2 separate regions of the Homo sapiens genome follow, and region 1 is linked to region 2. A link is a contact called in ENCODE Hi-C data. All regions are on one chromosome and are shown on one strand. The core of a region is the stretch at or near the end of the contact, and the rest is flanking DNA. Distances in the headings are between cores, read along the strand shown. Region 1 holds the start of ZC2HC1B (zinc finger C2HC-type containing 1B). Region 2 overlaps PHACTR2 (phosphatase and actin regulator 2).

Region 1 (4,819 bases), core at 1,885-4,384, 42 kb before region 2:
ACTCATTTCACCCCATAGGAAGGTTCTGCATTGATCTTGAGAGGTCAGGGTGAGTTTAGAAGCAGAAAATATAAAACAAGAATGCAATCCTCTAAGCATATTTCTGCAGATCCTGGATGCCTAAACTGTGACTTGTTCCCTAAAACTCACTCATCACCTTGCTCACTGACATCTAAACATGGGTTCTTGTAAACTCTGGAAATGGAAGTCAGACCCAGGGACTGTTCACAGTTCATCTTCCCTAGGATGCTTTCATCTAATTGGTAGCAAACACTGACCTCAAAAAGCTAAGTTTGTTTATTTCAGTTGTTCAAAATGAAACAAGATGTTGTGTTTAAGGATACTATACAAGTGGCTTTAAAAAAGAAGGAAATACTTAATGCAGGTTAAGTATCCCTTATCCAAAATGCTTGGGACCAGAAGTGTTTCAGATTTTTTTTCAGACTTTGGAACAAGATATCATGGGGATGGGACCCAAGTCTAAACACTTTATTTCGTATGTCACCTTACACACACAGCCTGAAAGTAACTTTTTGCAATATTTTAAATACTTTTGTGCATGAAACAAAGCTTGTATTAAGTACTTATACACGGTATTTTCTATTTGTTGTCTCACATTGGCACTCAACGTTTTTGGATTTTGGATTAGAGATGTTCAACTTCTATGACAGCTGGATACTATGCAAGAATTACCTGAGGGGAAAGAGTGAAATGAAATCAAGGATGGATTCACAGGGGACTTCTATGTTCTATTTCTTAACTTGAACAGTGGCCCTGTGTTTGCTTTAAATATTCTCCTGTAAGTTTCACAATTAAAATGCAAGGCCATTAGAATTTCTACCTTCTCTGCCCTTTAACTGGAACAAGACTGATAAAGCATACCAATGTCAACCCACATGAAGAAGTAACATAAAATTATTGAAAATGTAACAGTAAAGTTACAAGAGGTTAGAGTTCTTTCAACTGAGGTGACTTGATGACATCAAAATGGAGATGTAGATACAGGGCATCACAGGTAATAGACACAAGCGGTAACTGCACTTCAGACACTTAGACTTGTAAAGTAACAGACAGTCCTCAACTTATGATGGTTCAAGTTAACAATTTTTCCATGATGGTGAGAAAGCATATGTATTCAGTAGAAAGTGGTACAATCCTCTCGTGATGCTGGGCAGCAGTGGTGAGCCACTGCTCCCAGTCAGCCATGTGATCACGAGGGCAAATTGATAACTCTACAGCGTGCTGTATTGCCAGATGGTTTTGCACAACTGTGGGCTAATGGAAAGTATTCTGAGCAAGTTTAAGGTAGGCTAGGCTGAGCTATGATGTTCAGTAGGTTAGGTGTAGTAAATGCATTTTTGGCTTACCATGTTTTCAGCTTATGGTGGGCTTATCAGGGCATAATCCCACCACGAGTCAAGGAGCATCTGTGGTACTATGATATCCAAGTGGTTTTACACCATTCACGGGCAGTGCTTAAACAAAATAGGTGGGCCGGGTGTTGGCGGCTCATGCCTGTAATCCCAGCACTTTGGGAGGCCGAGGCGGGCGGATCATAAGGTCAAGAGTTTTGAGACCAGCCTGGCCAACATGGCGAAACCCTGTCTCTACTAAGAATACAAAAATTAGCTGGGCATGGTGGTGCACACCTGTAATCCCAGCTACTCGGGAGGCTGAGGCAGGGGAATCGCCTGAACCCGGGAGTTGGAGGTTGCAGTGAGATGAGATCGCACTACTGCGCTCCAGCTCGGGCGCCAGAGCAAGACCTGTCTTGGCAAAAAAAAAAAGTTTAAGATACAAATTCTTCAAGATTTTGCCCCCTGCCTGGATCTCTTAGGCCTTTCTCTCCTCCCTAACCCCAGTGATTCTAGGCCCTGCTATGGTTCTATGTTTAATTCTTTTCTGAAATCTTTCCCATCTATCCATTCATTCATACACTACTTTGTGACTGTATACTGAATGCCAGGCACCCTTCCAGACCTAAGGATAAAGCAATAAATAAAACACTGTGCCTTCAGGGTTTGTCCTGCGAGAGGAGACTGAAAAACAGTCCTCTGCGTCAACAGATGTTGTGGAGAACATAAACCAGGGAAGGAGGGTCAAGGATGCAGGGGAGGGATGCGTGCAGGATTTTTAAATACAAGCTCAGGGAATAGCCTATAGTGAAGGTTACAGCTGAGCACCAACCATGAGGAAGGTCTGTCTGCAGTGAAAGCACTTCTGGGGGAACAGCAAGTACCAAGATTCTAATTACAAGTGGTACTTACCACGATAGTATTGCCAGTTACATTTCGCTGCACCTATCCTGCCTCCTCAGACCATGTGGCTCCTGAAGGCAAAAACCCTCTGATCTCTTGGGCTCCCAACATTTAGCATGGAGCTTTTATGTTCAGTTCCCAATCATCATTTATAGATTTTTAGAGAACCAAGATATCAGAAAATTCATTTAAAGTATCATGAATTTGTTCTTCAGAATAAAATTAAAATATTTAAGTTTGGAGTATAACCTGCCTAAATCACAATATGCTTCATCAAGACTCATGGCCTAGTCTTTTTCTCTTAATTGCAAAATATATAATATATGGATTTAAACACAGTGAAGTTAGCACCTCATAACACAGAATTTGAGTAACATGACAAAGAAACATCCAATGCCTATTAAGACTCTTGCTGTTTTTGAGAATCTTCAGTTGAGACAGCTATCAAAATAAATGGCCAATCCTTTTAGTACTTACATTCTCAATATTGACATAAACCATCATCTGACCCTTTACTTCACAGGTTGGCATTTAAATACATTCTCTCCAGTATCCTACTTCTGCAATGACAAGCTCTTCAGTCAAGATTTTTTTCTAGCCAATGTTGGTAGAATACCTAATGCCATCAGTTTTGACAACTCTTTAAAAATCCTACAATACTTAGATTTAAACGGATCACACATGGTAGAACAAGCTAATACCTACCAGCTTTGGAAAAGCCATAAATGAATGATTACAGATGAAGGCATTTTCTAATAATTTAGATATCAAGTGCAGCTCACCTGCCAAAAATGGTTCTGCCCCAGCCATTCTGTTCCTAACTCAGAGCAACAGTGTTCACAGATTTTTACAGCCCAGTCCAGATAACATCATACTAGTCAAGAACATAAACCAGGACCACTAATCTGTTGCAAGAAGTCATAGTTTACCAAATAATCAACAATTGTGATGATGTCATTGCCTAAACCTTGAAAAAGTTTAAATCAGTTAAAACAAAAATCAACTCATCAAAAACAGGGAAAGTTTTCAACGATGTATTTTAATCAAGTATGAATGGTTCCAAGCATTAACTGATGTTGAAAAGACAAACTCCCCAGTTTAAACTGAAATAAATATTTCTGATTTTGAACTAGGGACTCACTGAAGCCAAATAAGTTTTCTTATTTCCTTGACTATTCTGTTTCCTGCCTTCACTGTTCCTAAATCCCAAAAGCAAGTCATCCAGTAATATAACAGGAAATATGAATCTTAAGAACCTTAATATTCAGTTTTGCCACACTTTTGAAACAGTCCTTTGTATACAGCAAGGGAAAACTTAGCTTCCTAACAGTGGAACCTTCTCAGAAAAACTCATCTTACACTAAACAGAATAAAGTCAGCATTTCAAAATTGAGTTTAACCAGGCCACTTTTCTATTTACAGCAAATTAAACCATGTAATTCCTGAAAAGGCGTGGAGAGGATTCAAAGAAATATTTGAAAACATCTGCAAAAAACAACTATGACAACCATACAAATAAATGAATACACCAATTCCATTCACGTTATGAAGATATTTTCCTTTAATTTATCAAACATTTCACATTCATGAAGTCATTTACTTCAGAGCAAATGTAAGCTTATAATATTAAAAATTAAAGTATTACAATATTTACAAGATGGTTGGCAGGGGACACTTACTAGTATAAAAATAATACAAATATTGTATTTTCCTCTTATCTGCCAGTAAAAATGGCAAACAGTTTTGTCTTTCTGAAGTTTCTAGTCAATAACCAAAGATGAGGAGCCCCTAATAAAGTGCCTTGCCCTGTATGCTCCACTGTCTATAGCTTTAGACCCTCAACATTCTTCTTCAAGTTCAGCAGCTCTTTTTCTTGCCTTCTTTTCTCCAGTTTAAATGCTAATTTGTTAGCTTTCTTCTCCACTCTTCGTTCCTGTTATAAGTACAAGAATATACTTGTATTATTCACATCTTTAAACTGATACAGACTGCTTTTACAAAATTCCCCTAATTTCCCCTCCACCAGCTCTTTGTAAATCTCACATTTGAAAAATATATTTTACCTTGCGCTCTTCTTTTATAGCTTGCTTTCTTGCTCTTTTATCTTCTTTGCTTTCATTTTTAGAACGTGGCTGAGTTGATACTTTAGGAAGATCACTGCCATTAATCATCTGTATTCTTTCAGTTTGCTTTGCTGTGAGTCCTTTCTTTGGTAAGACATTGAGAGGTATTCCTGTTTTAGAAGATATTCGAATTTGTTTGGGCTGAAATACAGATAAAATGGTACTAGAGTTACTTCTCATTCCTATTAAAAAATAGCTCATTAATGACATACTGTTGATGCTTTTTCTAATATCACTCTAGCCATAAAGATAAAAAGTTATTGTGCGAAAATGTGCACTCTATTTTTTATGCACTGCATCCTTCAAATAGCTCAGCACACTAGGACTTACCTTTGGTTGATACTTGATAAGCTGTGGATGGTTATATAAATTTGAGTATGTACCTAAACAAACAAATAAAAGTCATGTATCAGTAAGCATGTTTTCAGTTCCACAAAG
Region 2 (5,428 bases), core at 5-2,504:
TTCCTAAATCCCTTAATAAGTTCTCAGCTACCGAATAACTACTTCAAAAATACATTTATGCTTCAATTTTCTCTTTTCTTCATTAACATAATGAAATATTTCTCTTTCTTTCTGATTTCCAACTCCCACCCCTTTTCAGTGCCCAGCAATTTTAATCTATATTTTTCTTTCACCCGCATTATAAAATTTGGCTTTCTGGTAACAGGGAGCCAGTGATTGTCTTCTGCTCATCTTCTTTGATTAAAGCTTCTGATGAAGAATATCCACGGTGTCTCTTACCATCGCTGTGCATTCTGGGCAGCAAGAGTCACTGCATCCTTCCTTTTGCTTGTTGGAGCCATCTGGGCCACACAGGTGAGGAGCACTTCCCAGCCAAGCTGAGTCACACACTTCCTTCACCACAAGTTAAACGGAAACACACACATTCAAATCCCAGTGCAATATCAGGTTTTCAGGAAGCAGGGCTTCCCCCAAAGATGATCAGTCTCTGTTTCCAAATAGTCTCACTCTTCGTTATGGACGATGAAACCTGGAGTAAGAAATAGAAACTATAAGCCTGTGGCCTAGGAGCACATTCTGCATGCAGTGAGCTGAATAAGGCGTGGTCATGTTTACAATGAAAAGGTACCCCAGATATCCCCCAACTGAATTACTGTTTACAAATTTCTGTCATAACAAAATACTGTTACAAATATTATTAAGGAAAGCATATATAAACGCTTTCCTTATATATATGTTTACATATAAGCATATAAGGAAACCTTATATAAAAGATGCTGGTTATAGTATTCAAGTTACACAGCAACCAAGACAGAAAACATCACTATTCTTGAGCATCGTGCTCTAACCTTTATCAAGCAGAGGGAGATGTTTCACAAAGGGATTTTGGTACACCTCGTCTGTATTATAAAAGCACAGTAACAAATAGACACTTTTTCATTAGCTTCAGCCTCTCATCATCTCCTGCTGACGACTCCAAATCTACTTTCTACACTTGAATTTCCAAAAGCCCACAGGGCGCTTCCCCCCAGATGTTCCACAGGTATATACTAAGCATGTCCACAACTATACAAAGCTTTCCTTGTTAACCTGCCTTTGCACTTTGTCTTATTTAATATTCTATCTTTAAAAATATTTTTGGTCTAGAAACCTCAGATTAGCAATTCATTTCTCTCCCTCATCCAGCATTTCCTATTAGTCACCAAGTCCTGCCTCAACTGCCTGTCTTGGAATCATTAAAGTTCCATCTTTTGCTGGCACTACTTTTACGGTATGCTTGTTAGCCAGCCAGCTGGCTTCCTTTCCCTCCTTGTGAGTTCCTGAACATTCCTTGCATTTTTGTAGCCCGGTGCTTTTGAACATGCTGTTCACTAATACTGCAATTCCTTCCCTTCATTTCCTATCTATGTTTTCATTTTCAAGATCAAGGTCAAAAGTTATCTTCTCCATAAAGCCTTAAGTGATCAAGCTCTTCAGCCTACTTCTGCAATTCCACATTTATGCAACTCTGCCTAGCATTTCACTCTGTCTTCTACAGTCGAATGCTCATCTGCTCTGGTCAGCCAGTCTCCTAATTGGTTTCCCTGTCCCAGGCTCTCTCCATCAAATCTATGCTCCTCACTGTTGCTCACACTATCCTTAAAAATACTGGTTCCATCATTTCAGTTCTTGGGGTTTTTAAAATCTTTTTTTATTTTTAATTAGATATGGGGGTCTCGCTATGTTACCTAGGCTGGTCTTGAACTCCTGGTCTCAAGCGATTTGCCCACCTTTGCCTTCCACAGTGCTGTGATTACAGGTACGAGCCACTGCGCCCAACCCAGTTCTTTCTCAAAAGGATCGTATTGTTCCCCATTACCTACAAAATAAAATTTAAGCTGGGCATGGTAGCATACACCTGTAATCCCAGCTGCTTGGGAGGTTGAGGTGGGAGGACAGCCTTGAGTCCAGGAGTTCAAGACAAGTCTGGGCACATAGTAAGACCCTGTCCCTTAACAAAATTAAAATAAGAAAGCCAACAAAATAAAATTTAAAGTTCCTGGAGTAGCAAGTAAGGCTTTTCAGAAAGTGGCCCAACTCATGGTTCTAGCTATATCTCTATCACTGCTTCCAAATACTCTCCATTTCAATCACTTGCCCCAAAAAGGCTTTTGCGCTAATGCCCTTTCCTCTACCTACTTTTTGCAGGGTGGGTTGGGGGGAGCTCCAGAGGGGGACAGGGTTTCACTCCTATTGCCCAGGCTGGAGTGCAGTGGTGCGATCTCAGCTCACTGCAGCTTCAACCTCCTGGGCTCAGGTGATTCTCCCACCTCAGCATCCAAGTAGCTGAAACTACAAGCATGCACCACCATGCCCAGCTAATATTTGTATTTTTAGTAGAAATGGGGTTTTGCTATGTTGCTCAGGCTGTTCTCAAACTCCTGCACTCAAGCAATCTGTCCTCGGCCTCCCAGCGTGCTGCGATTACAGGTTTGATCCACCACACCTGGCCTACTCTTTCTTCTACCTTTATCTCTCTTACCATCTGCGCTTTATGCAGTCTCACTCTGTGAGTTCTCCAAACTCTTTTCTCCACTGCTCAGGGAAGCACTAATTGCTCTCTTTCCTGTGTTCCCATAACCTTTGGCTTATGCCAGTTATTGCTTACATTATATAATCTTTGGATACATGTGCCTTTGCTATTGGATCATGAGAAGCTGAGGAAGGAAACTTTCTTATCCATTTTTACATACTCATTGAATACAATCTCCGGCACGTGATAGTACTTACTAAACGTCACTGTGTTGAATACAAGCATTACAAAATGAAAAACTAAAAAATAAGAGCAGGTGAAATGAGATGGGCCACGAATTGATAACTGAGGAGCTGCTAGTTGGATACGAGGGACTTATATTACTTCTGTGTTTGACAAAAGTCAAAAGAAAAATAAGATATACCAAGCTTTACAAAACTGGTAGGCAATTTATTACTAAAGCAGGAATGTGTCCACTTTGAGTTCTGTTCTTAGTCTATCCCTGACTGTAACCTTGGGCAGATGTGAGGACCGCCATGCCTGCATTTGATACACAGAGGCAACATCACTCTTTCACTTTTTCGAGGGCCAGGTCAAGGGCCCTGCTGCCTCGTGCAGCCTCAGGACATTGTTCCCTGCATCCCAGCCACTTTGGCTCCAGCCTTGGCGCAAAGGGCCCCAGATACAGCTCAGGCTTCTGCTTCAGAGGGTGCAAGCTGAAAGCCTTGACAGCTTCTACATGATGTTAAGCCTGCAGATGCACAGAATGCAAAAGTGATGGAAGCTTCAGACACTCCACCTAGATTTCAGGGGATACATGGAAAAGCCTGGGTGTCCAGGCAGAAGCCTACTGGAAGGGCACAGCCCCCACAGAGAACCTCTACTAGGGCAGTGTGGAAGGGAAATGAGGAGTTGGGGATTCCACAAAGGGTCTCTGCTGGGGCATTGCCTAGTGGAACTGTGAAAAGGAAGTCACTGTCCTCCAGACCCCAGAATGGTAGATCCACTGGCAGCTTGCACCCTGTGCCTGGAAAAGCCACAGACATTCAACGCCAGCCTGTGAGATCAGCCTGGGGGCTGCACCTTGCAAATCCACAGGGGTAGAGCTGCCCACTTACACCAGAGTACCCAGGACATGGGACATGGAGTCAGAGGAGATTATTTTGGAGCTTTATGATTTAACAACTGCCTTGTTGGGTTTTGAACTTGCATGGGGCCTGTAGCCACCTTCTTTTGTCTGATTTCTCCCTTTGGGAACGGGAATGTTTACCCAGTATAGATCTCCACCATATCTTGGAAATAACTTACTTGTTTTTTATTTTACAGGATCATAGGTGGAAAGGATTTGCCTTTTTTCAGATGAGATTTTGAACTTTTGAGTTAATGCTGGAATGAATTAAGACTTTGGGGGACTTTTGGGAAAGCATTTTGAAATGTGAGAAGGACATGAGATTTGGGAGCAGCCAGGGTCAAAATGATACAGTTTGGATATTTGTCCCTGCCAAATCTCATGTTGGAATATAATCCCCAATGCTGGAGGTGGGGCTGGGAGGTGTTTGGGTCCTGGGGGTGGATCCCTATGGCTTGGTACTGTCTTTGTGATGGTGAGTGACTTCTCACGAGGTCTGGTTTAAAAGTGTGGGGCACTTCTCCTCCACTCTTTCTCCCATTCTTGCCATGTGATGTGCCTGCTCCCCCTTCGCTTTCTGCCGTGATTGGAGGCTTTCTGAGGCCTCCCCAGAAGCAGATGCTGCTATGCTTCCTGTACAGCCTGCAGAACTGTGAGCCAATTAAACCTGTTTTCTTATAAATTACCTAGTCTCAGGTATTTCTTTATAGCAGTCAAGAATGGCCTAATACAGTCTGTGAGGGTGTTTTCAGGGACTGGCTTGTGAGTCTGAGTGGACTAGGTAGGGAAGATCTTCCCTCAGTGTCGGTGGCCACAGCCAATCTGCCAGAGAGCCAGAGAGGACAAAAACAGAGAAAAGGAGACTATGTCAATCTATCTACTGGAGCTGGGATACATGCTCTTCCTCTCTTGTCCTTGAACAACAACTCCAGGCTCCCCACCCTTTGTACTCCAGAACTTACACCAGTACTCCCCACTGCCTCGAGCTCTCAGGCCTCCAGCCTTGGACTGAGCCAGGCTACCAGCATCTCAGGGTCTCCAGGTTGCCGACAGCCTGTTCTGGGACTTCTCAGCATCCATTATCATGTGAGCCAATTGCCCTAATAAATCCCCTCTCATATATCTATATACATATATCTTATTGGTTTTGTTTCTCTGGAGAACTCAGACAGATACAGACCCCTTTCTTGGCCATCGGATCTATACCCACCCCTGTCCTATTACCTTTTCTTCACAGTCCTTAGCACTATCTGAAATGCTCATGTGTATTTATTGTTGACTTGGTAATAGTTTGCTTCTCTACTGGAACATAACCACCTGAGGACCTTATGAGACAGGTCCTAAACTCTCAGGGTCCAGAACACAATCTGGCTCACTAGGGATGTGCTCAATAACTATTTGTTGAATGCATAAGTCACTGAACACATATACACAGGGGTATCTAGGAAGTTATTTGTTAGCTCTATAAATAATTCTATATGACTGAGGAGTCCAATCAGAAGCCCCTAAACTTAATTACAAGTAAATGTATACTAATATACAATAACCCACCTGACAGGACATTCCAAAATGTTTTCTAGGAAGAGTCAACCACAACCTGAAGCAAAATATGGAAGTTCTATAAAAATATTTCAAAGAGTAACTGAAAACCTCTTAAATCAAATATTTTATATACAATGTGAAAGGCAAATTGATATGGTTTGGCTGTGTTCCCTCCGAAACCTCACCTTGAATTGTAATCTCATAATCCCCACATGTTGTGGGAGGGACCTGGTGGGAGGTAATTG

The links. Hi-C counts contacts between places; a loop is a spot of excess contacts on that map. Pooled maps may share reads with other maps.
Region 1: a map of astrocyte of the cerebellum shows a loop between it and region 2 (5-fold over the local background). The contact joins the promoter of ZC2HC1B here to the enhancer-like site in region 2. A Hi-C loop is called at or near these places in 2 of 168 maps with a recorded cell type or tissue (astrocyte of the cerebellum and endothelial cell of hepatic sinusoid) and 2 of 50 pooled maps.

What each region holds. Positions count from the first base shown.
Region 1 is chr6:143,862,789-143,867,607 of GRCh38, reverse strand. ZC2HC1B (zinc finger C2HC-type containing 1B) reads right to left here and starts at 3,134. Exons shown (of 8, transcript NM_001013623.3): 1 at 3,041-3,134. The coding sequence starts at 3,068. It overlaps LTV1 (LTV1 ribosome biogenesis factor), which reads right to left. Exons shown (of 11, transcript NM_032860.5): 9 at 4,712-4,764; 10 at 4,322-4,522; 11 at 3,796-4,191. The coding sequence ends at 4,081. RefSeq lists a silencer at 930-1,130.
Region 2 is chr6:143,818,775-143,824,202 of GRCh38, reverse strand. It overlaps PHACTR2 (phosphatase and actin regulator 2), which reads right to left. Exons shown (of 13, transcript NM_001100164.2): 13 at 1-529. The coding sequence ends at 514. Among named protein-coding and RNA genes, the nearest start is that of LTV1, 22 kb to the left of the region's middle. Within about 2 kb of position 1,254, at least 3 of the 41 ENCODE cell types and tissues checked have a DNase peak (open chromatin) inside an H3K27ac peak, as active enhancers do.